2 separate regions of the Homo sapiens genome follow, and region 1 is linked to region 2. A link is an interaction called in ENCODE POLR2A ChIA-PET data of the cell type or tissue named here. Cell type or tissue: endothelial cell of umbilical vein. All regions are shown on one strand. Each heading gives the region's core, and the rest is flanking DNA. Links, peaks and the distances in the headings are about the cores only.

What was found. ChIA-PET counts read pairs that join two places held together with the same protein. Peaks named below come from ENCODE experiments on the same cell type or tissue, not always from the same donor. Only the 100,000 strongest peaks of a DNase experiment are listed, where the experiment ranks them.
Region 1: POLR2A ChIA-PET joins it to region 2 with 10 read pairs; 6 of 35 experiments call an interaction of 5 or more read pairs at or near these places.

Annotation. Positions count from the first base shown.
Region 1 is chr17:19,334,044-19,345,329 of GRCh38, reverse strand. It overlaps EPN2 (epsin 2), which reads right to left. Exons shown (of 11, transcript NM_014964.5): 11 at 8,615-11,286. The coding sequence ends at 11,076. B9D1 (B9 domain containing 1) reads left to right here. Exons shown (of 7, transcript NM_015681.6): 6 at 1,473-1,540; 7 at 1,869-2,155. The coding sequence ends at 2,011. It overlaps MIR1180 (microRNA 1180), which reads left to right and starts at 756; the gene lies at 756-824. RefSeq lists enhancers at 3,411-3,978, 10,729-11,286 and a silencer at 7,129-7,338. In endothelial cell of umbilical vein, for the core only: a CTCF peak has its summit at 7,043 (motif pointing right); a DNase peak (open chromatin) is centred at 7,059.
Region 2 is chr17:19,245,565-19,261,255 of GRCh38, reverse strand. The region is part of intron 1 of EPN2 (epsin 2); the gene reads right to left. Among named protein-coding and RNA genes, the nearest start is that of EPN2, 16 kb to the right of the region's middle. In endothelial cell of umbilical vein, for the core only: no CTCF peak of the experiment used is centred there; a DNase peak (open chromatin) is centred at 6,405; H3K27ac peaks cover 307 bases.

The DNA.
Region 1 (11,286 bases), core at 3,287-11,286, 84 kb before region 2:
GGGGCTGCACCCCTCCCCTGCTAGAACCTGTCTCTGTCAGAATGAACTTCAACCAGAATGCTGCCAGGCCGGTGGTCGGGCCCTGCCTACCTCATGGCCTCTGCCCACTTGCTTCCCATCTACCTCAGTTCCTGCAGTCTGAGGGGTCCTTCCTTGCCTCAGGTCCTTGCCTGGAATGCTCTCCCAGAACAGCCTGTCTTGTCTCCCCAACCCCAGCCAGCTAAGCAGACCACCCGGGTGGACCCCAGGAAAGAAATTCAGTGGGAACGGGAGCTCCATGTGAGCTCCGGGATGGGATCTGCTGGGCACAGTGGGGATGCTCCCAGGCCCCAGTCCTCATACATAGCCTCTTGTGAGGTGGGTGCTGTGAGAGTCTTGCTCTCCCAAAGGAGAAACTGAGGCGCAGGGGTTGTGGCTGCCCATCCCTTCCCCTTGGGGAGCGCCTGCTGGCTTTCACTCTCTGGCTCCCTCCTTGGGGTTGGGGGCTGGTGGGCAGTGCTCCCTGGCTGTGGTCTCCACAGGCCAACTCTGCGGCAGCTGAGAGCCCCTCCCTGGCCTGGGCCCCTCTGCAGCCGCCCCAGGTGAGCGCTGGTGCCCACCTCAGAGACGGAGAGGCCGCGGGGAGGGCGGTGCGTGGGCTTTTGGGTCGGCATGGTTGCCAGCGACCCTCGGGGCCGGGTGTGTCCGTGGGGGGACCTTGGGAGCTGTGGTACAGAGGAGGCGCGGCCGCGAGTCCCGGCGGGGCGAAGCCCGCGGCTGCTGGACCCACCCGGCCGGGAATAGTGCTCCTGGTTGTTTCCGGCTCGCGTGGGTGTGTCGGCGGCGGGGCCTGACACCCCCGGCCTCCTGGCCTCCCGCCTGGCCCAACTGGGGTCTGGGGCTGGGGAGGGCGCATGCTCAGCCTGGTGGCTGTGTGCCGCCCCTGGCAGGGCCTGCGGTGGGTGCCAAGATGGGAAGTGACATGTCCTGGACCCCACACTAGTGGGAGGTAAGGCTGAGGAGCCGTTCTGGCCCTTCTGCCCACCCCACAGACTCTCTGGGGTGGGACCCCCTTCCAGGGAGGCTGGAGGGTCACACTGTCCCCTCCCCTCCCCCACCTCAGCTGCTGTCACTTTTCTGGGATTTCTGGGGGTTCAGGTAGCACCCCCACCCCAGAATCTTCCTGAGCTCTCATTCCCAGTGAACCAAACCCATGGAAGCCAGAGATGGAAAAGCCTAACCGGCCAGCGGAGGCAGCGTGGCTGCAGAGCACATGAGGCCTGGCTAGGCTGTGTGACCTCGGCAAGGGACACCCCACGCTGGAGCCCAGCCACTGGGAAGGCTCTGCTTAGGGCCTGACTCCTGGTGGGGGTGGGGTGCGGTTGGAACAAGAGTGCTGGTTTCTGAACCGAGGAGAGCCCACATCCAGTGTCGTCCAAGACCAGGAATGCCCAGGTGGGGCCCTGCTCACCTGTGTTCTTCTGTGTTCCCAGCTGGTTCATGGGGCGGCGGCCCGAGTACACAGACCCCAAGGTGGTGGCTCAGGGTGAAGGCCGGGAAGGTAAAGCTCCCTCCCCTCTCTTACCCCCATCCCCCATACAGGTTACAGCCTGGGAGTGGGTGGGCCCAGGGTTGGGGTGAATGCCGGGGACCTGCCAGGCACATAGGAGCTAGCCCACAAATGTTCCCAGATGAGGGCCTGGTTGGAGCACAGAGGGTTTGTCATGTCTGCCTGTCCCGGCAGCCCCTTTACCTCCCAGTGAGGGGCTTGGGTCAGGCACTGTTGTCCCCATTTTACAGATGAGAACGCTGAGGCTGAGATTCCCAGATCAACCTGGGTCTCTCTCTGCCCCAGCCCAGCCTGGCTGATGCTGCCCTTCTGTCCCCAGTGACCCGTGTCCGTTCTCAGGGCTTTGTCACCCTCCTCTTCAACGTGGTGACCAAGGACATGAGGAAACTGGGCTATGACACTGGGCCTTCTGATACACAGGGTGTGTTGGGGCCCAGCCCACCCCAGAGCTTCCCCCAGTGAAGGCTCCACAGGCTGCACAGTCTCTGATAATGAAGGGCTGCCTTCCCGAAGTCAGCCGCTGCCCATCGGCCTGAGGGGCAGCCTGGTGGCCAGAGCTGGGGGCACACAGAATAGTTTTGTATAATAAAGTCTCATTTTCAGAGAGCCTAGGCCTGGGGCTGCCTTCTCTCCTGTTTAGCCCCTCCCCCACAGGAGCTGGGGGCTCTTGGGCCTTTCCTGGCCCCACCTCCAGGGCTCTCCCTGTCCCTACCCCTTGTGCCGTGGAAGCTGCCAGGAGACCAGACCGTGCAGCAGGATGGCATGTGGGATGGGAGCTTTGACATAACCAGGTTCTGCCACTCAAAGCTGTGTGGCCTTTTCTATACCGCAACACATTGTTCCTTGAACTAACTGGGCATGGCACCCTCCTTAGAGGCTTGGGGTTAAGTAGAATCACCCGTTCAGCCATGCTTCTGGCCACCAGCCTCCCTTGGCAAGGACAGAACCCTGTTATTGGGAGCTGGAATGGTGAGGTACCCCGGGGGATGGCAGACCCTCAGCCTGCCCACTCCCCTCTCTGCCCCCCTACCCACAGTCCAAGGATGGGGGCTGGAAACCTCTCAGAGGTGGGAGGCCGCTGGCTGGGGTCCAGCTTTCTGGCAGCCCCTTGGCAGGAGAGGAAGGTGAGCCCCCTGGCTCAACACCCTGACCTCTGAGGTTGTCCAGGCCCTTCTGGAAGCAGAGCCCCTTCAGCATTACTTTGGGAGGCCCTGACCCTGGGCCTCCCCACCTTCACAAGAACCCCTCGCACCTCACGAGGCAGCCCCAGGCCCTCTCTGCCCTGCCACTGAGCTTTCGGCAGACATGGTGCCCCAGCCTAGATACTGCCCTCAGCGGGATCCAAGAGAAACCACAGGCTCCTGGCAAACCCCCACCTCCCAGCCTCGCCCATGTTGCCCTGGACTGTCGTCATGGCACTTGCCCTGAGACCATCTGGGCCGACCCTCTTCTGCCTTTTATCTCACGAGCACTCCCGTGCCCTCCCCCCAACTCACTGTGCGTTCTGAAACTCATCGTCTGTTGTCAGCAAAATTCCTGTGATTCCATCTTCTCGGAATAGGAAGTTCCCTCTGCCTTCTGGCCTTACTGAAGCCCACTCAGTACCCTGCAGCCCTCTTAAGTGGAATCTTTTTCCTCCCACTCCCCATGTGCGGTGAGCCTAGAGCAGGGGTGTGTCCTTGCCTCTTCCTCAACCTCCTCACTTGGAACAGTCTGTCTTCACCTCTACCCCTCACAGCCAGGCAGGCATATCTCTTGTTACTGGTGAAGGCACTGCCTCCAAAGTCTGGATTGAGGCATCCCTCCCTCAGGCCAGGCCCTCCCTCATGTGGCGCTTCCCTGTGCTCTTCAAACCACCAGGCCCTCCAAGCTCCTGGCCCAGCCCCTTTTCGCCAACCATCAGCCCCTCTTTCCTTGCTTTCCTCCCAGCCCAGTTTAGAACTCTTGGTCATCTGCATGCACTTCCCATAGTGCCCTCCATCCTTCGTTTATGCTCACCTGGCAAGGTCTCCACCCTGGTGACAGCCAGCTGTTCCTTCGCCTGCCCTGCACCTGCCTGAGCCCCCAGAGCCACAACGGCTCGCGTTCCATCCATGGCCCAGGTCTGTGTTTCCCTAGACAACTCCCTCATGCATTCTCTGAGGAAACTTAACAGCCTTTGTCTCTTCAGGCCTCCAGCACCCTCCCTGCCAGCTTAGCTAAGGCGCTCCCTTCTGTTCCCACAACCACCCCACATTAGCTGCCTTCCTTACCCTACCTGAGGACATGCCTCAGGTGTGTGGGAGATACAGTGCTCTCAAGGGTCTTTCTTCTCCCCTTCTCCCTCCATCGTGAGTTTTCCTACACGGGCTCCTTCACGCCAGCCTCCACATGTGCCCCACGTGTCATGGGACGACACAGAGCAAAAGCCCAGCACCCTCAGCTGCTCCTGTCCTCTGCCCCATTTTATCACAGCTATCACAGCTCCCCGGAAAGCTGTCTTCTCTGTCCATGGCCTCACCTCACCCAGGGCACTGGCCTTGGTCCACATCAAGGGGACCTGAAGCTTCCCTGAAGCCTCTAGCCTGTGGTGTGCACGTACAAGCCTCAGGCCCCATTTGTCCAGCCTGTCAGCAGCTGGGAAATACTAAGTCACCCTCTTCTGGTTATGTTTAATTTTCCAATTTTTCTCAACATTACTGAAATGTCTAAATGTGGAAAAGTTGACATCATTTTACAGTGAACACCACATACCCACCACCTAGATTTTACCATTACCAATTTCCTGTTCCGTACTTGTATATTCACATATATCCAACTATTCATCCCTGCTTCAATCCATCCTATTTTTATTGCATTTCAAAATAAACTGTGAAATCAGGACTCCACCTTCTGTATATTTCAGCACACTTACCATTAACCAGAATCCAGTGTCTGGCTTTAGTGTGTTCTTTTGAGGGGACATTTACGTACAACAAAATGCGTAACTCTTTTTTTTTTTTTTTTTTTTTTTGAGACAGGGTCTTACTCTGTCGCCCAGGCTGGAATGCAGTGGCACGGTCCTGGCTGACTGCAACCTCTGCCTCCCGGGTTCAAGTGATTCTCCTGCCTCAGCCTCCCGAGTAGCTTAAAATTACAGGCACCTGCCACTGAAGCTGGCTAATTTTTGTATTTTTAGTAGAGACAGGGTTTCAGGGTTTCACCATGTTGGCCAGGCTGGTCTTGCACTCCGGACCGCAGGTGATCCGCCTGCACCAGCTTCCCAAAGTGTTGGGATTACAGGCATGAGCCACTGCGCCTGGCCAAGAATACTTTAAGAATGCACAACCAGGCCGGACATGGTGCTGACGCCTGTAATCCCAGCACTTTGGGAGGCTGATGCAGGCGGATCACCTGAGGTCAGGACTGTTAAGACCAGCCTGGCCAACATGGTGAAACCCCGTCTCTACTAAAAATACAAAAAGTTAGCCAGGCATGGTGGCGGGCGCCTGTAATCCCAGCTACTCGGGAGGCTGAGGCAGGAGAATCGCTTGAACCCGGGAGGTGGAGGTTGCAGTGAGCCAAGACTGTGCCACTGCACTCCAGCCGGGGCGACAGAGGGAGACTCCATCTCAAAAAAGAATGCACAACCCAGCCCCAAAGGCACAGAAATGTCACTGTCACTTCACAAAGCTCCTTGCATCCCTGCCCAGTCAAGGTAAGAGATGATGCAGTGAGATTTAAGAGGCTGAAGGCGCGAGTGCCCGGGAAGCCGGGGGGGGGGGGGGGTTGGGCATGTGGGACCCCCTCCATGAGGACAGTCGAGGCATACGGCCTGCAGGTCCACGCTTACTTGCTGTCCATGCTGTCGGTGTCACAAAGCTGCATGTTGACCAGCCTATCTCCCTTTTCTCCTGGCACACCAGAAGACTACATTTCCTAGGCCCCTTGTATCAAGGTGGGTCCATTTGGGTAGTTCTAGCCAAAGCAAAGTATGAAAAGGATCTTCACCACTGAGAGGTCTGACCCACTTCAGGGTCACACAAGCACTTCTCGTTCTTGTCCATGGCACCCTTTGAGGCACACATTGAAGAAAGCAGCATCATAAGGGAGGAGCCTGAGTCTGGGCACCCCAGCTTGCAGAGCACTGCCAGGAACATCTCCATTAGGCTTTTTGTGAGTGAGAAACACTCATAAGATACTGTGCTCAGCCAATGAGAGCTTGGGGTTATTTGATCCTGCATAGCCTATTCTATTGCAAATGATATGAAAATCAGGAGTGGGTTTCTGCTGTAGCCAAAAAACAGAAAAAACAAACTCTTGTTGGCTAAGCAGCTGCGTGGCAGGCAAAAAGAATACAGCTCATAAGCTGGACAGCAGGAGATCTATATTATGCAAGTACAAGACATTTGCTAAGACTCTCATGCTAACTTGGGAGGCAGGTTATGTGCCCCAGAGACAGCAGCTCTAGGGGAAAGGGACAGGCCAGATAGGATGTGCAGTGTGAGTTGGCTACTGTTGACTGCATTTTGGAATGCTATCACAGTAAGGAGGAAAGAACTGGCTAGTTTGCAAGCAGAAATGAAAGGCAACAATCTAAAAAAAATTAGCATCAAAAGGTTGCAAAAGACTTTCTCAAACTCTAATGAGAAAAGGTAAGATTCAAAATTGCTTTCAGCAATAAAGGCATAATAAAACTTCTCATCTGAACAAAATAACTTGGTCTTTTGGTAAATACGGAATTAAGGGGGTGGCTCTCCCATCATGATCCCAGATGGCCTCATGGTAGCTACCATTAAATTGAGAGAAGCATGGAGGTAAGGCAGCAAGGAAATAAGGCAGCTTATGTCTAGGAAAGAATTTTATGTGTGTGCTTGAGTTGTCCATTGCTGTGTAACAAATTACCCCAAAACTTTGTCACTTAAAACCACTATCATTTATCACTCATGATCCTACAGGGGACTGGGCTCAGCTGGGTGGCTATGCTACACTTGATTCTGGCTAGAGCTATTCCACTGAGCTGACCAAGATGATTACTCACATGGTGGGCTGTTGTCTGGGGCTCATGGGGGCTACTGACAGAACACCTCCGTTCTCCCCCATGTGGCCTCTCCATGTGTTTGAAGTTCTCATAGTACGACATGTGGGCTGCCAGCAGAACATGCCAAGAGGTCAAGCTCCATGTGCAGGCATTTATCAAGCCCCTCCTGCCATCATGGCACTGGCCCCATCTAGTCATATGGCCACGCCCATCAGGTGACGGAGACCACACTGGGAGACAAGGTCCATCAGGGGCCACCAAAGTAACACTCTGACCAAAATAATGCAGTTATTTGTACATGGAACTGATTAGAAGTACAAAGATTGCCACATTTTTGATGGAAGTGTGCAAAGTCCATGAGCCTGGACTGAAGCCTCTGGCTCACTCAAAACAGGTCCTGGCCTGGAACCATCCACCCACAGGCAGCAGGTGAGAAAGCTGAGCTTGGCCCAAGAGCTGCAGCCAAGGGAATACAAAAAAGGCCAGCTCCCCACCAGGGGGCAGAGCCCAGAGCAGGGCACCATCAGGTCCTTTCCCTCCTCACCGCAAGGCGACCTCAGTCTGTGCGGCAGCTTCCAGCACTGTGGGGCAGTCTCCCATTCTCTGCTCCTCCAAATGGAGCTGGACTGTGGGTACTGACCCCTGCCCTGCTTTGTTGTTATTGTTGGGGGAAGGGCACAGATCATAGGTCTTTCTAGTTTATAGGCTGTGTCTGCCTTGCTGGAGAAGGCTCTGTACTCCACAGAGCCCAGGACACAGGACCTTACTGTCTATGTTTGAGAAGAAGACTGAAATAACTCTCTGGGAGCCAGACAGTCCGCTGTGATAGAGACTGGCAATGTTAACCAAGCCCATTTCCCCACCTCCCACCCTCCACCACTAAGGAAGCCTGCACTTGCCCATCCCCACCCACCCCACATCTGGATGGGGGCCGAGGGCCTAATTCTGGCACTGGTGTGAGTGGCAGTGAGGCAATTCCAGGCCTGGCTGTAAGAAATCTATGCTTGACCCTTGTCCATTTTTCCCTTCATAGCCACCTTCAGGGCTGTCTGTCAAAGATAGCAGTGTTTCAAGATGAAAGCGGCTTGAGTCCCTGAGTCACTGACTTCTGTGAGAAACTTCCGCGGGAAGCCGCTGAGACCTGGAGATGTGTTACTGCAGCGTAACCAAGAGCATCCCACACACCCTTCTTTCTCTCCTGTCCCCTGCACTGAACGGGCACCCCCTGCCACCAGTCCCTAGCCTCCTAGCTCTGAGTCAAGCTTGTCTGCTTATCCTTGGGTGGACACCAGGAGCCAGGCACTTGCACAGAGAGCAGAGGGCTGCAGGGCAGTCCCAGACCTCCCTCCAGGCTCGTCTCAAGGCCTCTCCAACCCTTCCCATCAGGGTCTCCCAGCCGCCTCTGCCTCGGCCTTGCCTCTTCCCGTGACCAGAGCACCTCTTCCACCTCTGCTGCCTGGAGATGCACGTGTCCTCCCGCCGCTGCCCTCGTCTGGTTGGTGGCTCTGAGGCACAGGCCCTCTGTCGGTCAGCTGTTGCACAGCAAGCCACCTAAGAACCAGTGGCTCCAACAGGCCCTTCCTCTCAGGAACACGCAGTTGGCTGGGCAGCTCCACGCACTCCCTCCCTCTGTTGCCTCAGCTGACAGGCAGTGGCTTCCCAGAGCAGCTCTTCTGCAGCATGGACACAAGAGGAGGCAGAGCACAGGAAGCCTCTGGGGACCCGGCACACTGTCACTTCCACCTCATCCAAAGCAGCCTCCACCAGTGACAAGGCCGCATTAAGAGGGCGGACACAGAAGGGTAAAGGGCAGTGGCTAGCACTTCCCCCAGCACACCCGTGCAGGCCACCAGTCTCAGCACCTCACAAAAGGCACGCCTCCCACCCCCTTTCCCTGAGGTTCAGGGGCAACCAAATGCCCAGCTCACGCGGGCACTAGGACCAGGCTGGTGGCCTCAATAACTGCAGACCAAGCTCCACAAGAATCGGCTCCCTCATCTCCCACCTCTCCAGTGGCACAGGACTGATGAAGATGGGGTGGGAGAAGGACACAGCCAGAAACCGCATCATGGTACAAATGATAAATTATATTTATACAGTAAATAAGTATCAACAGTCAACACAAGTTCAAAACCAGCCACCGGCCTCTGGGACTGAGAAACAGCTGGGTGACTTCCTCCACCACGGTGCCCATCAGGAGGGAGCACGATGGCACAGGTGCAACATGCGTGGCAGTGGCCGGTGGCTTCATGATCAGTGCAGTGGGCAACAGGGACATGCACTCGGGATGGCCTGTGCCAGAAGATGGGGCAGGGGGCTGTCTTCTTGGGTCCCGGTGGCCCAGTGGCTGTCATGTTGGGGCCTCAAAGTCACATCATGAAAGACTCGTTACAAAAGAATCACTGACCCCAAGTAGTCGAGTCTAGTCTACTGACCTGTAAGGCTGGCCCAGGCCCTGCACCGTCTGAAGGAAAGCACCTTTCTGGGCAAGCATCCTGCCTCCCATCCCATTGCACCTCCCCACCCTTCCCCCGGCAGACGAGACCAGCCACCGGCTTACCCAAATGGCAGCGGGAGCCTAAGACCCAGCCGCAGGCCTGCAGTTCTGGCAGAAGGTGGCTGGTCAGGAACTCTAGACACGGCTCCTGGGACTGGAGAGGGCGGCCTCAGGAACAGCATGAGTGGGTGCAGTCCCCACTCAGAGCCTGCATGTCCCAGCAGCCCAGAGACCATTTAAGATCTCTCCTGTGCCGGTGCGAAGGGTAATCTTCTGGAACCAGAGAGGGGCTGGCAGGTGGTCAGCTGCCCTTAGAGCTAGAGGTGAGAAATTCCCATGGTGGAAAAAGGGCCAGAAACATCCACCAGGCAAGCTGCCCAGACACAGGATTGGGGGAATGTCCCCTCCCTGGGTAAAAGCAAGTCTTTTCTGGTCTTTAATGCACGACGTAATACTTTTACAGTGGTGGGTGAGGTGAGGACAGTAGGAGTTTGGAAGAGGGAGGTAATATTAGTGCATGTTTGTTAAAAATCCCTCCCAGGTGAATGACTTTTTTCTTCATCTCCAAAATACAAGAGAATTATTTTTAGGTCTCCAACTTAAAAATAATATCTGGAGTTAGCAGGTAGGTGGATCAGGGCCAGCCCTGGTCCCTTAGCCCCCCACCCCTGTCTTAGCCTAGGGACTGTTGCCCAGGGACCCGTGGGCACAGAAGCACCCCCCACCCCACGCCCTCGGGACAACTGCCATTTCCACATTATCCCCATCTTTAGCCTGAGCGTGGATTAAGACAGAGGAGATCACAGACACACAAGGTTAAAGATGTTTCTTCCATTTCAGATTTCCATTGTAAACAGAAGTCCTGTTAATCCCTGCATGCCTTTAATAAAAAAAAGGAATTAGTTGATAAAAATTGGTGAGTCACATTCATACATTAGATTTTTTTCTTTAACTTTCAGGATGTTGGTATATTCGTAAGAAAAATAGCCTCTCAGGATCTAGCCAAAAAGGCTGAAAGTCAATCAGTTTAGTAATTCACCAAAAACAGGAGCTAAAGAAAGGAAAAGGCAACTGGAGGCTAGGATTTTTTGTTGCTGTTGTTTTTTTTTTAAATAAACATCATCATCTATGTGTAATCAAATTCCCATATTTTCTTCCTATAAAGAATTTGCTTTAGTTTTTCAATAAGGCATTTTTTTGTCATCCAAACATCTCTTCCTTTTAAAATTTTCTTAGAGTTAAAACCATAAATAAGAGGATTTAAACCACTAAAATGACACGTGCCAACATCTTCATTCAGCCAGACCTGGTAAATTCTATCAAAACTAGACAGTTAAATAAGAACCACGTTATAAAAATATTAGCCAAAAAAAGACTATTAGATAATTCTGCAAACTCAAATATGAAACTGTACTAAACAAAATATGTGCAAAGGTACACAAGCATAGAGCCACGTTGGGGGTTATGCTCAGATTAGTTTTAAAGCTCGCTCTAGTGGATTTAATTCAAGAGTTGTCCACGGTGGTGGTGTTTACTTTGAACTCACACGAGTCAAAGAAAAATAAAATATGCACAACCACTTCCCCAAAAGGTGTCTTATGGAGCCGGTGCTTCATCGTGTCCACACCCAGGACTGCCTGGGGTGTCCCTAGGGCTGGGGGGTGGGGAGGACAAAGACAAGGCCACTGTCCCAAGTCCTGGGCCAGGCAACATCCTGGAGACCCTCGGGCTGAGGTTAGGGGCAAGGGCAACACTGATGACTCCACGTCCTCGTCCAAGGCCTCAGAGGAGCCCTGCCAGGACCTCAGTGCTTTGGAGGAGGTGGTGAGAGCAGGCCAGGCTGAGGGGCCTGCCTTGGAAGGCGAGGGTCTGAGGGTTGGGGCTGTAAAGACAGCCCTTTCATCAGGAAGCTGGAGCTGAAAAGCCCTAATACCCCTAATCCCCAAACTCTTGGATCCCGTCCCACAGACGAGAGTCCCTGCTCGGCATCCTCCAGCACAGGTGCTCTGGGTGGGTCCCAGGCCCAGGCACTAGAGAAGGAAAGGGTTGGTTGTGCCAGTGGCCTGGGCTGCTGATGGGGGTATACCCACACTGCCCACCATGTTCATCATTGCAGGGCCCAGTGGTGTCAGAGAGGAACCAGTGGCCCCCAGAGCTGGCTGTGGGGCCGCGGAGGTCATCGAGGCCACAGCCATGGACTCCACTCCTGGGCCAGGCCCAAAGGATGTGCTGGTCCCCAGG
Region 2 (15,691 bases), core at 3,352-11,351:
GTGTTGACGAGTCAGTGGGGAATCAGGCATCAACACCGCCAGTGGGAGTGCAACATGGAACAAGCCCTGTAGAGGGCAACTGGGCAAAATCTGTCAAAATTACAACTGTGTTTCCTCTTTGACTCAGCAATGTGCCTGCGGGATGCCACCCTGCAGGACCACTGCAATGTGGGAAACGATGTGCACGTGAGACAACTGTCGCCGGCATGTCATGAAACAAGCTGGAAACAGCCAGGTGCCTTTCCTCAGGGGTGAGTATTCAAACAGGGACAACTTCACAGTGCAACACAGCTGAAAGAGAATGACAACCATTCTCCATGCACTGATATGGAAAAATCTCTACAATAAGTTAAAAAAAGCACAAGATGAAGAACAGTACACACAGAATGCTATCTTTCATTTACTGAAAAGGGAGAAATAATAATACACAATTTGTGTTTGCTGTACTTGCATTAAGAAAAACTAGAAGGGTATTCAAACTGCTACAGGTGGTTACCAGGGAGGAGGGAGGACAGAGATGAGATCAGGAGTGAGGGGCAAAATTTCTTAAAATATATTTTAATATATTTTCATTTTAGAAACGTGACTGTATTGCCTATTCAAAAGAGCATTTCATTAAAAAAAAAAAAAGTTCCATTCTCAAAAAAAAGAAAAAATACCAGAGCCACATCAAAGCCTTTGGCCAACAGGTCTCAGATGCCAGGGCCAAGAGCAGCCCAGGAGTGACCACCAGCCCAGGTCCACCTGTGTCCTTCCGCCACCAACCCGTGTAAGAGCCCATTACCAAGACCTGTGAAGCTGGAGGGCAGGGACCCTGCACCGTCCCGCGTCTGTCCCTTCCTTTCTGTGACTCTCTTCCAGGCCCCTCCAGCTTCACATTTGGAAGGCTATAAATGGCCTTTAATGCTTCCCCCACTGTCAATGCCCCCATCCAGCCTGCTATCCACTCAGTCTGGGTTTCCTTCCTCCTGGCCCTCTCCCATGGGCTGTCCAAAGCATCGTGCACAAATCCAGCACAGCCCTGTGTCCCTCCCATCATAAGGTAGCAGATTCAAGAAGGGAAGAACCAGAGCTCCTGGCATCCACTTGTGCAGCAAGTCCTTCCTCAGCTTCTGCTTTCCTGCTACCTGCCAGGCACTGGGCTGGTGCTGAAGGATGGAGGTCAACCTGACACAGTCCCTGTCTGCAGAGAGCTCCAGTGGCACAGTCCACAGGGAGTGTGGAAACATAATCCTACAGTGGAAGTCTAAAGGGCACAGGACAGCAGACTGGGCTTTTAGGCCAGCCATGGAGTGTGCAAGGGGGCAGACGAGGTGGGTATGCAACAGGCAAAGCACATTCCAAGCAAAATGAGGAAAAGCAAGTGAAGAAACGCCACAGGCCAAAGCAGTAAGGCAGAATACCCATGGTAAAGATAAAGAAGTCCGTCCCTTCCTCCGGGCATTTAGGAGCGAGGGGTCGCTCTCTCAAGGCCCATCTGCGAACAAAGTCCCATCCACCTTGCTCTAGGCACCCTTGGCCTTTTCCCTGGAACTAGGCAAGCCTGGCCTTCATTTAATCAGGGAACAGGGAGAGTGTAAAAGAGAAAAAAACAAAAACTGCAAGCAAAGATCAAAAGTTTTGACCCCTAAAGACCCAATACTCAGCCGGGCGCTGTGGCTCATGCCTGTAAACCCAGCACTTTGGGAGGCCGAGGCGGGCAGATCACAAGGTCAGGAGATTGAGACCATCCTGGCTAACACGGTGAAACCCCGTCTCTACTAAAAATACAAAAAGTTAGCCAGGCGTGGTGGCAGGCGCCTGTAGTGCCAGCTACTCAGGAGGCTGAGGCAGGAAAATGGTGTGAACCCGGGAGGTGGAGCTTGCAGTGAGCCGAGATCGTGCCACTGCACTCCAGCCTGGGTGACAGAATGAGACTCCATCTCAAAAAAAAAAAAAAAAAAAAAAGACCCAACACTCAAAAGATGCCAGATCAATAACCTACGACTCTCACATTTGACAAAAACAGCAGCAAAACCATGTTTCCCTATCACCAAAAGGAGAAACACCTGAAGCTAATGGATTCCAAATTGTATTTCCATAAGCCTTATAGGGCGGTTTTCAAAAAATCACAAATTTCCAAGACTTGATTCAGCAGCCGCTATGTTATATAATGAATTTTTTTCTTTGAAGGCAGATAATATTTGTTTCCCCATTCCAAATTATAAACTGATTTTTTCTTCCAAATGGAAAAAAGATTCCTTCACAGTAGCCTTTTAATTCTATCAAATGGATTTCTTAAATATCCACCAGTTGGTAATATGATGTGGCACACACATAGACTTCCAATGTGTATGGGCCACACACGTGGTGGGCCGTCGGCTAGACTCATTGACACAGCGGTCTCACCCCTGTGGCTGCACTCTTGTGGGAAGGCTGGGGTTGGCTCTGTGACCAGTCAGGTGGGCCTAACACCAGTGGGCAGGGAACCAGAGACCTTTCCCTGTGTGGGAACCCTGCTCACAGGGTCTCACAAACCGCGCTGTCCACACGCAGCATCGACGCCAAGGGCCCCCAGAAGGAAATTACTAGACACTGGCTAGACCCACAGCCTGGACTAGCTCTCTAGGTTAAATCACAGTTAGCTGCTGAGTCTCAGGCAAACACATTTCCTGAGGAATTGGCCTGTTTTCCCTTCTGAAAACTCCTGAAAAGAGAGGCAATAAACTGTGTGGAAAGAATATGCTGACACCCACTGCCAATTTCCCATTGTCAACCCAACCCAACCCAACGTCACCAAACGGAGAAGAATATGCTTAGAAACAACCAGATAGCTGCTGACAGGAATGCGACTCTCACCCAGGAAGGCAGAGTCTTAAAAGACAGAATCAAAGCACGCTGGCATTGGGAAGGACCTGGCGACCACTTAGTCCCACTCTCTCATTTATATCATAGATGGGGAGACTGAAGCCCAGAGAGCAGTAAGTGTTTCTGCCCCATTCTGGAAGCCTCTGAAGTGCACACAGGGCTAGCAGTTTTTGGTCCCATTGTCCAGCACTGAAATCATCTTCCTCACCAGACCAATTTTCTCCTCCACACTGTCTCAGCATCAGCATCAGCACCAGCACCAGCAGCCACCTGAGTCAGTGCTTATTCCTCTTCCCTCACCCACATCTAACTGGTTAACACGCCCTATAAGTCCAGCAAAGCCTCTCCCCTACTAGACAGCTCCCTCCTGGCCTCCCAAACCTCTGACGGGCTGCGGGACACCTACCACCTGGAACATGGGAGACTGGGACCAAAAGCTTCCTTGAATAGAAAACAAATCACAGGGGGCAGCTGACCTCTTCCCAGTATAGCCAGTCAAGGGAAAGCTCTGAGCCATCCCATGATGGCTACAGAGGTCATAAAGACCCCTGAGGACTAAACAAACACAATTTACCTAGAGAAAATAAACCGGGCTGGGTGTGGTGGCTCACACCTGTAATCCCAGCACTTTGGGAGGCCAAGGCGGGTGGATCACCTGAAGTCAAGAATTTGAGACCAGCCTGGTCAACATGCAAAAACCTGTCTCTACTAAAAATACAAAACATTAGCCAGGCATGGTGGCACATGCCTGTAGTCCCAGCTACTCGGGAGGTGGAGGCAGGAGAATCACTTGAACCCGGGAGGCGGCAGTTGCAGTGAGCCAAGATGGCACCATTGCATTCCAGCCTGGGTGACAGCAAGACCCCGTGTCAAAAAAAAAAAAAAGAGAGAGAGAGAGAGAAAATAAATCAAAATATTAACATTGATTACAGACCGAACTAGGACTTGACGTATAGGTCCTAAGGCTATAGGTCAAGTGCTAGTTTGGTCCATCCTACTTAGGCATACTTTCCGAATTTTCTCTGATGACCATTAAAACAGGCATTCCAAACAATCTCCATGGGACCTAGCACAAAAAAGAAACACAGCCTGCAAACACCATGTGGCATATATTCTGTTTTGGTAGACCTGACTTTTACACAGTCTTTGGAAACTACTGATTACCAGAGGGCAAAGGCAAAGAAGGGGGAAAAAGCAAGATTTTTGTTCAAAGACAAAATAGCTAAATGAAAATCTAGGGGGTTTTTTGGAGGGGGAAGGGAGAAATTAGGGTTTCATTTGCTTAAAGAAACATTTTTCTTCAAATGTTAAAATCTACCCAACACTTTGCAGTCAGATTACATAGTAATTTCTTGTGCGACTTGCTATTTTCTTCTACCAGTATTCTTTTAAATCAAGAAAGTCTGTGTTTTCTTTTGTAATTTCTTGTTTCTCTTTAAAGCAGGGACAGTGGGAATTTTTTTCTTTTTTAAAGCACAGGAAGGACCAGATTAGTTGCAAAGACCATGTTTTAAATGTTCTCTTTATTTGTCAAGTCTTCTCTGCAATCACATTATACAGCAAATAGGTATTAAGCACAAATCAGGCTCCAAGTGTGGGACTTGGGTCCTGAAAGGCCCAGAAGACCCTGTTACAAAGCTGTGCCACCATTAGACAGGCCCATGGACTTCACAGCTAAATTTTAAGTCACTCAGCTCCAGGAGCTGAGTCTCTCTCCTGTGGTTCTAGACAAGGAGAGGAGCCCCTCAGAGCTTTCCCACGGGGTGCCACCAGCCGAAAACCACTGGACGCTATATAATCCCCTTTACGAGGCTTCTCTGAGCTCATACCACTGGCCTTTGGTCCCTCTATCCTCCCAGACTCCATCCTTTTTGATTACTTATCCCTGCCTTGATGCTAAAAAGACATGAAATGGCCTAAAGCAGCAGTTCTCAAACCTGGCCACACATCCAAATTGTTAAGGAACTTTTTTTTTTTTTTTTTTTTTTTGAGACAGGGTCCTGCTATGTTGCCCAGACTGGCCTCAAACTTCTGGTCTCAAGCAATTCTCCCCTCTCAGCCTCCTGAGTAGCTGGGATAATGGGTGCAAGCCATCACGCCCAGCTTTTGGAGAATTTTGGAAACATTTTTGCTCAGGCCCCATCCCAGAACAATTACAACAGGAAGGACTGGGGCCAGGCGCGGTGGCTCATGCCTGTAATCCCAGCACTTTGGGAGGCCAAGGTGGGCAAATCACGAGGTCAGGAGATCGCGACCATCCTGGCTAACATGGTGAAACCCCGTCTCTACTAAAAATACAAAAAATTAGCCGGGCGTGGTGGCGGGCACCTGTAGTCCCAGCTACTCGGGAGGCTGAGGCAGGAGAATGGTATGAACCCAGGAGGCAGAGCTTGCAGTGAGCTGAGATCGCGCCCCTGCACTCCAGCCTGGGTAACAGACCAAGACTCCGTCTCAAAAAAAATAAATAAAAAATAAAAAACAGGAGGGATTGGGTTTGGTGACTCATGTCTGTAATACCAACACTTTGGGGGGCCGAGACAGAAGGATTGCTTAAAGCTAGGAGTTCAAGATCAGCCTGGGCAACAAAATGAGACCCTGTCTCTACAAATAAATAAATAATTAGCCACATGTGGTTGAATATGCCTGTAATCCCAACTACTCAGGAGGCTGAGGAGGGAAGACTGTTTGAGCCCAGGAGCTAGAGGCTACAGTGAGCTATGAGTGAGCCACCACACTCCAGCTGGGCAACAGAGCAAGACTCTTTGTCTCAAAAAAAATCAATCCAATCTATCAAACATAAGGGATGGGGGCCAAGCACTGGCACTTAAAAAAAAAAAAAAAAAAAAAACTCTCCCCAGAGGATGCTGATTAAGGTACAGTCAAAGTTGAGACTCACTGGGTTAAAGAAATCCAGAGAACACAAGAAAATAAATAAATAAATAAATAAATAAATAAATAAATAAATAAATAAAGTAAATGAAGAAACTCAAGCAATAAGGAAATAGGGGGTGGAGGAGTTGAGCCAGAAGGCCAGGTTAGAACCCAAAGTGCAGGTCACATTACAGCTAGGAAATGATGGCTCTGAACTGAGCTTCCTAGTGGCCAGAGAATTCACACTCTCCACAAGATAAAAAACAAACCAGATTCACTACAGAAGATTCTCCTTGTCCTGGGACCTGAGATAAATGCCTCCCTCACACCCTCCAAAAGAAGACATACAGCATGATGCGGCGGAGTATGCACCCCAACGCTGTGACCACATCCACCAAAGACGTGACACAGGCTACTTCTTACTGCATCTCTCAAAGCACAGTTCCACAGAAGTAGCCCTTGAGAAGGGTGCCCACCAGTCAGCACTTGGCCACTCATTAGAGGCTGCCCTCTAACTCCTAGCTGGAAACAAACTCTTAGCTGAAACCAATGCCCTGCACATGAAACACACCACCAAATCCACTTCACTTTCCACACTGACAACCATGCCATCACAACAATGCAAACGTAAGACAAAGGCACAGACTCTTTGCCTATGTCGCTGAGGTACATAAACAAAGACACAGACTTGGTATCCAGGAAAACAAGCTCCTTTGTCAATGACTCTCATGAAAACAGAAGTCTGTCCCTGTAACTCAGGAGTGGGGAAAAGTCCCAGAGGCTGTTGATCACCCACCTCCATTCCAGTGCTCAGAAAGGCCACTACTCATCCTCAAACCTCAAGACTAAGAAGGGTGGGGTTTGCCCATCAGACTACCAGTCTGTTAAGCAGGACTAATGGTCACCAGAAACAATCAGAAGAGGCCTCTAAGTCCCTTACATACTAACATTATATATAGTACAGTTTTCTGTTTTTGTTTTTGTTTTTGTTTTTTTTGAGACAGAGTCTCGCTCTGTCCCCCAAGATGGAGTGCGGTGGTGCGATCTTAGCTCACTGCAACCTCTGCCTCCTGGGTTCGAGGGATTCTCCTGCCTCAGCCTCCCGAGTAGCTGAGATTACAAGCATGCATCACCACGCCTGGCTAATTTTTGTATTTTTAGTAGAGACAGGTTTCACCATGTTGGCTAGGCTGGTCTGGAACTCCTGACCTCAAGTAATCCACCGGCCTTGGCCTCCCAAAGTGCTGGGATTACAGGCGTGAGCTCTGTTACATTTACTATACTTCAGTTATAAGTTCTCCTTCCTTCCTTTCCTTTCCTTTTTCCTTTCCTTCCTTTCCTTCCCTCCCTCCCTCCCTTCTTTCTTTTTTTCTTTCTTTCTCTTTCTCTCTCTCTCTCTTTCTTTTTAGACAGATTCTTGCTCTGTCGCCCAGGCTGGAGTACGGTGGCGTGATCATGGCTCACTGCTACCTCCGCCTCCTGGGTTCAAGTGATTCTCCTGCCTCAGCCTCCTGAGTAGCTGGGACCACAGATGTGCACCACCACACCTGGCTAATTTTGTATTTTCAGTAGAGACAGGGTTTTCACCATGTTGGCCAAGCTGGTCTCAAACTCCTGACCTCAAGTGATCCTGCCTCAGTCTCCCAAAGTGCTGGTATTACATGTATGAGCCACCACGACTGTTATAAGTTCTTTCAAAATGTGTTTATTGCAATAAATAGAGTCAAGAGCAGATCACTGTCTTGCCCTCTCACATGTGACATTTTCTTTTTGATCCAGGCAGCACATCACCATATTTCAAATTAAGCAATGACAAGTTAAATTAAAATGGCAACTATTGGCCAGGCACAGTGGCTCACACCTATAATCCCAACACTGTGGGAGGCTGAGGCAGGCGGATCACCTGAACCTAGAAGTTCGAGACCAGCCTGGGCAACACTGAAACATTGTCTCTACAAAAAATACAACAATTAGCCAGGCCTGTAGCCCCAGCTACTCAGGAGGCTGAGGTGGGAAGATCCCTTGAGCCCAGGAAGTCAAGGCTGCAGTGAGCCATGGTCACACCACTGCACTCCAGCCTGGGTGACAGAGTGAGACCCTGTATCAAAAAAAAAAAAAAAAAAAAAAGCAACTATTTACAATAGCCAAATGTGGAAACAACCCAAGTGTCCACCACTAAATAAATAAATTGTGGTATATCCATACAATGGAATATTATTTGGTCATAAAAAGGAATCAAGTTTGGATCCATGCTACAACATGGATGAACTTGGAAAACATACTAGGTGAAGGAAGCCAATACAAAAAGCCAGATATTGTATAACTGCATTTATATGAAATGTCCAGAATAGGCAAACCCCATAGAGACAGAAAGTAGGTTAACGGATACCAGGGGCTGGGGAAATTGAGGAGCAACTACCTAATGAGTATGGATTTTCTTTTGGAGTGATGAAAAAGTTCTGAAACTAGATAGTGGCACAACACTATAAATGTACCACATGCCACAGAATTGTTCACTTTTAAATCCTTAACATGGTGACTGGGTGTGGTGGCTCATGCCTATAACCCCAGCACTTTGGGAGGCCAACACAGGCAGGCAGATCTCTTGCACTCAGGAGTTCAAGACCAGTCTGGAGCAGGGAAACATGGTGAAACCCCATCTCTAAAAAAAATACAAAAAATTTGCCGGCGATGGTGACACGCACCTGTAGCCCCAGCTGCTCAGGAGGCTGAGGTGGGAGGATGGCTTGAGCCCAGGAGGCGGAGGTTGCGGTGAGCAGAGATCACACCACTGTACTCCAATCTGGGGCCAGAGCAAGACCCTATCTCAGTCAATCAATCAAGATTTTGTGTAAATATAATCATTATTCCACAATTTTAAAAAATCAGCTTCAAACACAGAAATATGAAAATCAGAATTAGGAAGGCTGGTGGTCAGTCTTCACTTAAAAATAAGTTTATAAAGAGTCCATTATCTGTTAGAGATATGTATTGAAGCATTTTCCAATAAAGTGAATACTGGGATTTGCTTTAAAATCATCTGAGGTAGGGGGAGCCTAGAATTAACTGTTAAAGCTAAGTGATGGGAGTTCACTAAATTATTCTATTTTTCTGTTTGAAATCCTCCATCATGAAATGTTTCATTTTGTTTTTAAGTAAGTTTCCAAAGATCTTTATCATTAATATACTCTGTAGATAAAATGACAGGCTGCCCTTAAGCTGTCAAACTCTGGTGGCTCAACCAGGTATGCTCCACACTGAGCCCAACAGTGTAGACTCACTCAATGCAGGCCCCTTCACAGAAGGCACACAAAAGGCCCCTCAGAAAACAATCAGAGCCCCAGTTCAGACCACCAGGCAGCAGTGCAGGGAGCTGTGCGGCCTAGTCTCTCTCACATTAGGTATCCCTAATGTGAAAATCCAAAATCCAAAATGTTCCAAAATCAGAAACTTCTTGAGCAGCAGCAACATGATACCACAAGTGGAAAACTCCACACCTGACTTCATGCAACGGGGTCACAATCAAAATGCAGTCAAATCTTTGTTTTGTACACAAACTTATTTAAAATATTATATAAAATTATCTTCAAGCTATGGGTGTAAGGTATACACAAAACATAAATGAATTTCACGTTTAGACTTGGGTTCCATCCCCAAGATATCTCATTATGCATATGCAAACACTGAAAAATCCAAAAAAGTCTACTATCTAAAAGATTTCTAGTCCCAAGCAGTTCAGACAAGGGATACTCAACCTGTATGATATCCAAGCTTCCAAGTTGCCTGCTCAACACTCAACTACCTGGCCGGGTGCAGTGGCTCACGCCTGTAATCCCAACACTTTGGGAAGCCAAGGTGGGCAGATCACCTGAGGTCAGCAGTTCAAAACCAGCCTGGCCAATATGGTGAAACCCTGTCTCTACTAAAAATACAAAAATTAGCCAGGAGTGGCGGCGTGCACCTCTAATCCCAGCTACTCAGGAGGCTGAGGCAAGAGGATCGCTTGAACCTGGGAGGCAGAGGTTGCAGTGAGCTGAGATTACACAACTGCACTTCTCAAAAAAAAAAAATTCAACTACAAGCTGGGGGTCCAGGCGATGTCTGCAAACTCAGGGATCTTCCACTGAAACGCTTTTAACAGAGCCCCACAAACAACCCCACCCAACACACAGTGCAAAGAGAGCTCACCTCCAGGCTTGGGAGCTGAAGGAAGCAAGATCCTGCCTCTCCAGATGCAGTAAGAAGCTGACACTGTGATTGCCTATCCATTTGTTTCCCCTATCCCTCTTCTAGAACTAGAGGTAGGGCAGGAGTCCCCATGGCATTCCCAATGTCTAGGAGAGTGCAAGGCACACAGATGTTCAACTACATGCTTGTTGTGTGATCCTGGTTTTTAATGGATATTGCTCTAAAGGTACACTATAAAGACTTGCTTTTCACAAACACCAATGCAAGACATAAAAGGGAAGGCATCAGAATGTACTAGTGTTGGGTGCCAGAAAAGGAGGGGACAAGAGACAAGGAATCATGGCACAAACAATCCCACCTAAAATAGCACCAGAGATGCTGCAGAATGTAGAGCCCTGGGTCAGAGAGAGAAGGGCACAGAGAGGAGGAGGGACAGTGTGTGCCAGGCAGAGGCAGAAGAGGCTTCAGGGAAAGGGTATAGAGGCAGTAAGTGAGGGGGGAGGTGCAGGGGGGCAAGTAGCAGGGTATGAACAGAAAGGTAGACAAACTCAGCCACCCTGCGTTGGGGATTCTGCCCTGACTGGACTCTGTGTAAGCCCCTGTGTCCCCAGAGCAGGGACCAGACAACCAGGGGAAATAAGCAGGCACCATGTGGAGGGTGGAAGTCTGTGGAGAACTGGCACCCGCAAGCCCCAACTAGAGATGGCGCCGACACTGGCTCTGACCCACTGTTACCAGGCAACAGTACAGGCCCCAGGCTGCCAAGTGTTCTGATTTGTCAATGAAGCTGCAAGACTAGGAGGCTATGTAAGATCTCCTGTTTTTAATATTGGCAACTATGACCAACAAATAGTGGCCTCCCAAAGATAACCACATCTTAACCTCAGAACCTGTGAATATGTTAGGTTTTGTGGCAAAGGAGAATTAAGGTAGCAGTTAGAATTTAAGTTTCTAGGCAGGGCATGGTGGTTCACGCCTGTAATCCCAGCACTTTGGGAGGCTGATACAGGCGGATCACTTGAGGTTAGGGGTTCGACACCAGCCTGGCCAACATGGTGAAACCCTATCTCTATTAAAAAATACAAAAATTAGCCAGGCATGGTCGCGCACACCTGTAATCCCAGCTACTCGGGAGGCTGAGGCAGGAGAATCCCTTGAACCAGGGAGGCGGAGGTTGCAGTGCGCCGAGATAGGCATCACTGCACTCCAGCCTAGGAGACAGAGAGAGGCTCCGTCTGAAAAAAAAAAAAAAATTCAGTTTCTAATCAGCTGACTTTAAAACATAGTATCCTGGATTATTCAGTGTGCCCAACGTAATCACAAGGATCCTTAAAAGTGGAAGTGGGAGGCAGAAGAGTCAGGGTCAGAGAGAAACCACGTGGGAAAGAGTGGAAAACCGCAGCTGGCTTTAAAGATGGAAGGAGCACGAGCCAAGGAACACAAAAGGCCTCAAGAAGTTGGAAAGGCAGAGAAAACGGGTTCCCCCCCAGAGCCTCCAGCAGGAACCAGCTCTAACTACACCATGACCCCAGCCCATTAAGACCTGTGTCGGACTTCCCGCCTATACAACTGCATTGTTTTAAGCCACTGCATTTGTGGCAATTTGTCACAGCAGCCATAGGAAACTGACAGAGCAACCAATTTCAATGTTTAGAAAGAGGCACAAACAAAACACATCTGTGAGCTCAATCCACCTAAGGACCACTTTTCTAGTCCAGACTGGGCAGAGTCAAGGGCAAGGACTATTTCCTGGGTGCCCAGCACGGAGCCTAGCACACAGCAGCTCTCTGACATTCACCCCAAGTTAACGCAAGGTCCCTTACCTTTACCACATGGTCATAAAATTATCCAGGGATTTCTGGAAAATAGAGCTGCTTAACTGAAAGGAGTTCTATTCCCAAGAGACTGTTTAATCACATAGACATTACCCAGAGGCCTTGGGAAACTGGCCTGGAGTAGAGGAGGGAACATCCATCTCACTGCAAACAGAAAAAAGTGAGGGCTCTTCAGGTCCTCTGGAAGAAACCTCCAACCTCTCCCTCCCAGCCACCCTCAGGGTGCCAGCTTGCTCACTGCAGCTCCAGATAACTTCGGTTGTTCTTCAACAGCAGAGGAACACTTCTCAAGTGGGCTCTTTTTAGCTCCCCACTTTCACCAGCACAGAGATGCTCTGATTAGAGGTGGGGTGGAAGGCCCACAGTCCTGCCCACTCACCGCCAAAAGGCTACGTGAAAACCACAGCCCATGAGTCAAACCTCACCAAGCTCGCCTGTCCTGCCTGGAGAGTCTGGTCAGCAGGCAGCTGGGCCTCTGCCACATGTCCAGCTCTTCCTCCTCTGCGCCCTCCTTGCTCAGCTCAGGCCTCTGCATAATGCAGCTCCCTCGGCCAGGGATCCTCTCATCTCTGTCCCTGAGAACTCCCACTTTTCCTTCAAGACTCGACTCACATACTATTTCCTCGAAGCCTTCTCTGGTTCCCAGGTTCCATTCTAGTGTCTGACACCACTTTCTAAACTTCCCTCCCCCAGCTATCTCCCAAAGCTAATATTACTTGTTACTGAGGCAAGAGCCACCATCTGCAGACCAAAAACTATTTTGAAATGTAAGAGGAACTTAAATTTTATTCACTCAGGCGTTCCCAGCCAACAGCACATAATACATATGTGCTCAATAAGCATTAAGTAAAGAATAAATGAAGTGGACTATAAACTCATTTTTTGACTGAAATACCATATATTACAATGACACTGTGACATGCATTAACTGTACCATGTAAAATCCCACTTCTAGACTTTGACTAATAAACTGAATCTATCTAAATTAGTAACTCCACATTACAACTATCTTTAATAAAATTAAAGAAATGTAATTTAAAATTTTACATGTACCATCTGCTGCAGTCATTACAATTTAGGGTGTGGGGAGGAACTTGGCTAGCAAGCTTGAGAGAACAGATAAGAACCTGCTGTGCCTGCTCTGTGGCTAAAATGCAGGTTGAAAGGAGGCTTGCCAAATAGGTGGATCACAGTCTCTTCTGCCCATCCCTTGTTTAAACTTTCTACTAAGCTGTCCTTCTTTATTTACCAAGGTAGCTTAGAGGCGTATTTCAGCCAGGGTGATCATTTCTGCCAGTTCCTCTCCAGCCCTGATTCCACCAGCCAATCCACAGTCATTCTACAATAGCTCAGGAACCCAGTCCCCGCACCACATTACTTCAAAGGCTTCTTCTGGCTTCAATTTTCCCCTTCCAATCCCTGACACTCCCAGAGGCTCCTCCAAGCACACAGCTCAGCTTCTCAACCCACACAGACTATGAGAATTAACTGGGGGCACTTCTAAAAATTACTGGCTCCCCCTTGATTGGTCTGGGGTAGGGCCCCATCATGGGCATTTTTCTAGCTTTCCAGGCCACATGATTTGCAGGCTCCCAGGGAGTCAAATCCAAACTTCCCAGCCAGCACTGAGGCCCCCTTTACTCCCTAAACACAACTCAACTCTGGCTTCTCTTCATTCTCCATCTCTAGAACTGCTATCTAGCCAGTCTCAGGAAGCCAGTCTGGGCCAGGCCCCCACCCACAGAGATTACTCCGCAGGGCCCCCTTCTCAAACACTTGAGGTGGCACCCACTCAAGACCTACCCTGCTCCCTACTACCCAGAAAACCAAACCCCAAGGCTGCTGTCTCATCAGAGCCAGTGGCCATCTGGCCACCTGGGAGCTCACTGCTCCCAGCAGGCATCCACCCGTCACCAGCTGCAGGAGCCAGCACACACTCAAGCACCTACCCCATCCCATCTCAAGCTTTAACTCCTGCTGTTCCTGAGATCCGAAATACCTTCCCATCTGCCTTCCACTTAGGGATACTGTTTCTTGTTCTTCAAGGTCCAGCTCAAATCCTACCTTCTCCTGATAGCTTCCCTGACTTCTAAATTTTTTCTCCATTCTTGACCCCCTGACAAAGAATCAAAATCATGGCTCAACAAACTGCTAGCTTCTGTCTCACAAATAGTAACTTTGTCTTCTCAATTAGATTAAGTTCTTGGTGGCATTTCATTTATAACCATTATTTGCCTCTAGATCACGTGTTCCATATTTTTCAGGTTGACACTGGCCTCAGTCATGAAACTGTCCTTGAAATGCCCATACTTCTACATCTCCCAGCTGCTTCTCATAAAGTGACATACAAATTCTTTCTCCAATCAGATGTTTCCCAAATTTTGTCATCCATAGTATAGTCATTATATCCCAGGACAGCTCTGAGTATCAAAAAGGCACACAGGGGGCTGGGCGCAGTGGCTCACGCCTGTAATCCCAGTACTTTGGGAAGCTGAGGTGGGCAGATCACGAGGTCAGGAGATCAAGACCATCCTGGCTAACACGGTGAAACCCCCTCTCTACCATAAATACAAAAAGAAATCAGCCAGGCGTGGTGGCGGGCGCCTGTAGTCCCAGCTACTTGGGAGGCTGAGACAGGAGAATGGCGTGAACCCGGGGGCGGAGCCTGCAGTGAGCTGAGATCGCGCCACTGCACTCCAGCCTGGGTGACAGAGCGAGACTCCGCTTCAAAAAAAAAAAAAAAAAAAGGCACACAGGGAGGACTTGCTTTCAGGGGGGAAAAAAAAAACAAAACAAAACAACTGCGTCCCTTTATTGCTAGGATATTTTTTTGGGGGGGGCGGAAGGGGCCTTTTAATACAACTTTTTGCTCACATTGATTTATTCACCTCAGAGTCTTAAAGAGTTCACAAAACAAACTCAAGTCCAAGCCTCCAGGGCCTCCCACAAGTGCAGGGCAAGCACCAACACATAGCTGTTTACCATTCCTTGGTTGGGGAGCTGCAAAGAGTGCTCAAACCTTGGGAAAATGCTCACACCCCAGCCTCCCCAGGACATTTTAAGACCAGAGAGAAAATTACCCATTGGCTAGAACCCAGGTGTTAATTGCCTACTGGGGAAGGACATACTTCACATGGAATTATTATTATTCTTATTATTTTGAGACAGTCTCGCTCTGTCGCCAGGCTGGAGTGCAGTGGCATGATCTCAGCTCACTGCGACCTCTGTCTCCCAGTTCAAGCGATCCTCCTGCCTCAGCCTTCCAAGTAGCTGGGACTACAGGCATGCGCCACCACGCCCAGCTAATTTTTGTATTTTTAGTAGAGATGGGGTTTCACCATTTGGCCAGGATGGTCTTGATCTCTTGACCTCATGATTCACCTGCCTCGGCTTCCCAAAGTGCTGGGATTACAGGTATGAGCCACCACGCCCAGCCACATGTAACTTTTTAAGACTACCAAATTCCAGCTGGGTGCGATAGCTCACGCCTGTAATCCCAGCACTTGGGGAGCCCGAGGTAGGAGGATCACAAGGTCAAGAGATGAAGAAGGGCCGGGCATGGTGGCTCACGCCTGTAATCCCAGCACTTTGAGAGGCCGAGGCGGGCAGATCACCTGAGGTCAGGAGTTCGAGACCAGCCTGGCCAACATGGTAAAACCTGGTCTCTACTAAAAATACAAAAAAATTACCCAGGCGTGGTGGTACGTGCCTGTAGTCCCAGCTACTCAGGAGGCTGAGACAGGAGAATCACTTGAGCCCAGGAGATGGAGGTTGCAGTGAGCCGAGATCGCGCCATTGCACTCCAGCTTAGGCGACAAGAGCAAAACTCCATCTTTAAAAAAAAAAAAAAAAGAGATCAAGACCATCCTGGCTAACATGGCAAAACCCCATCTCTACTAAAAATATAAAAATTAGCTGGGTGTGGTGGCACATGCCTATAGTCCCAGCTA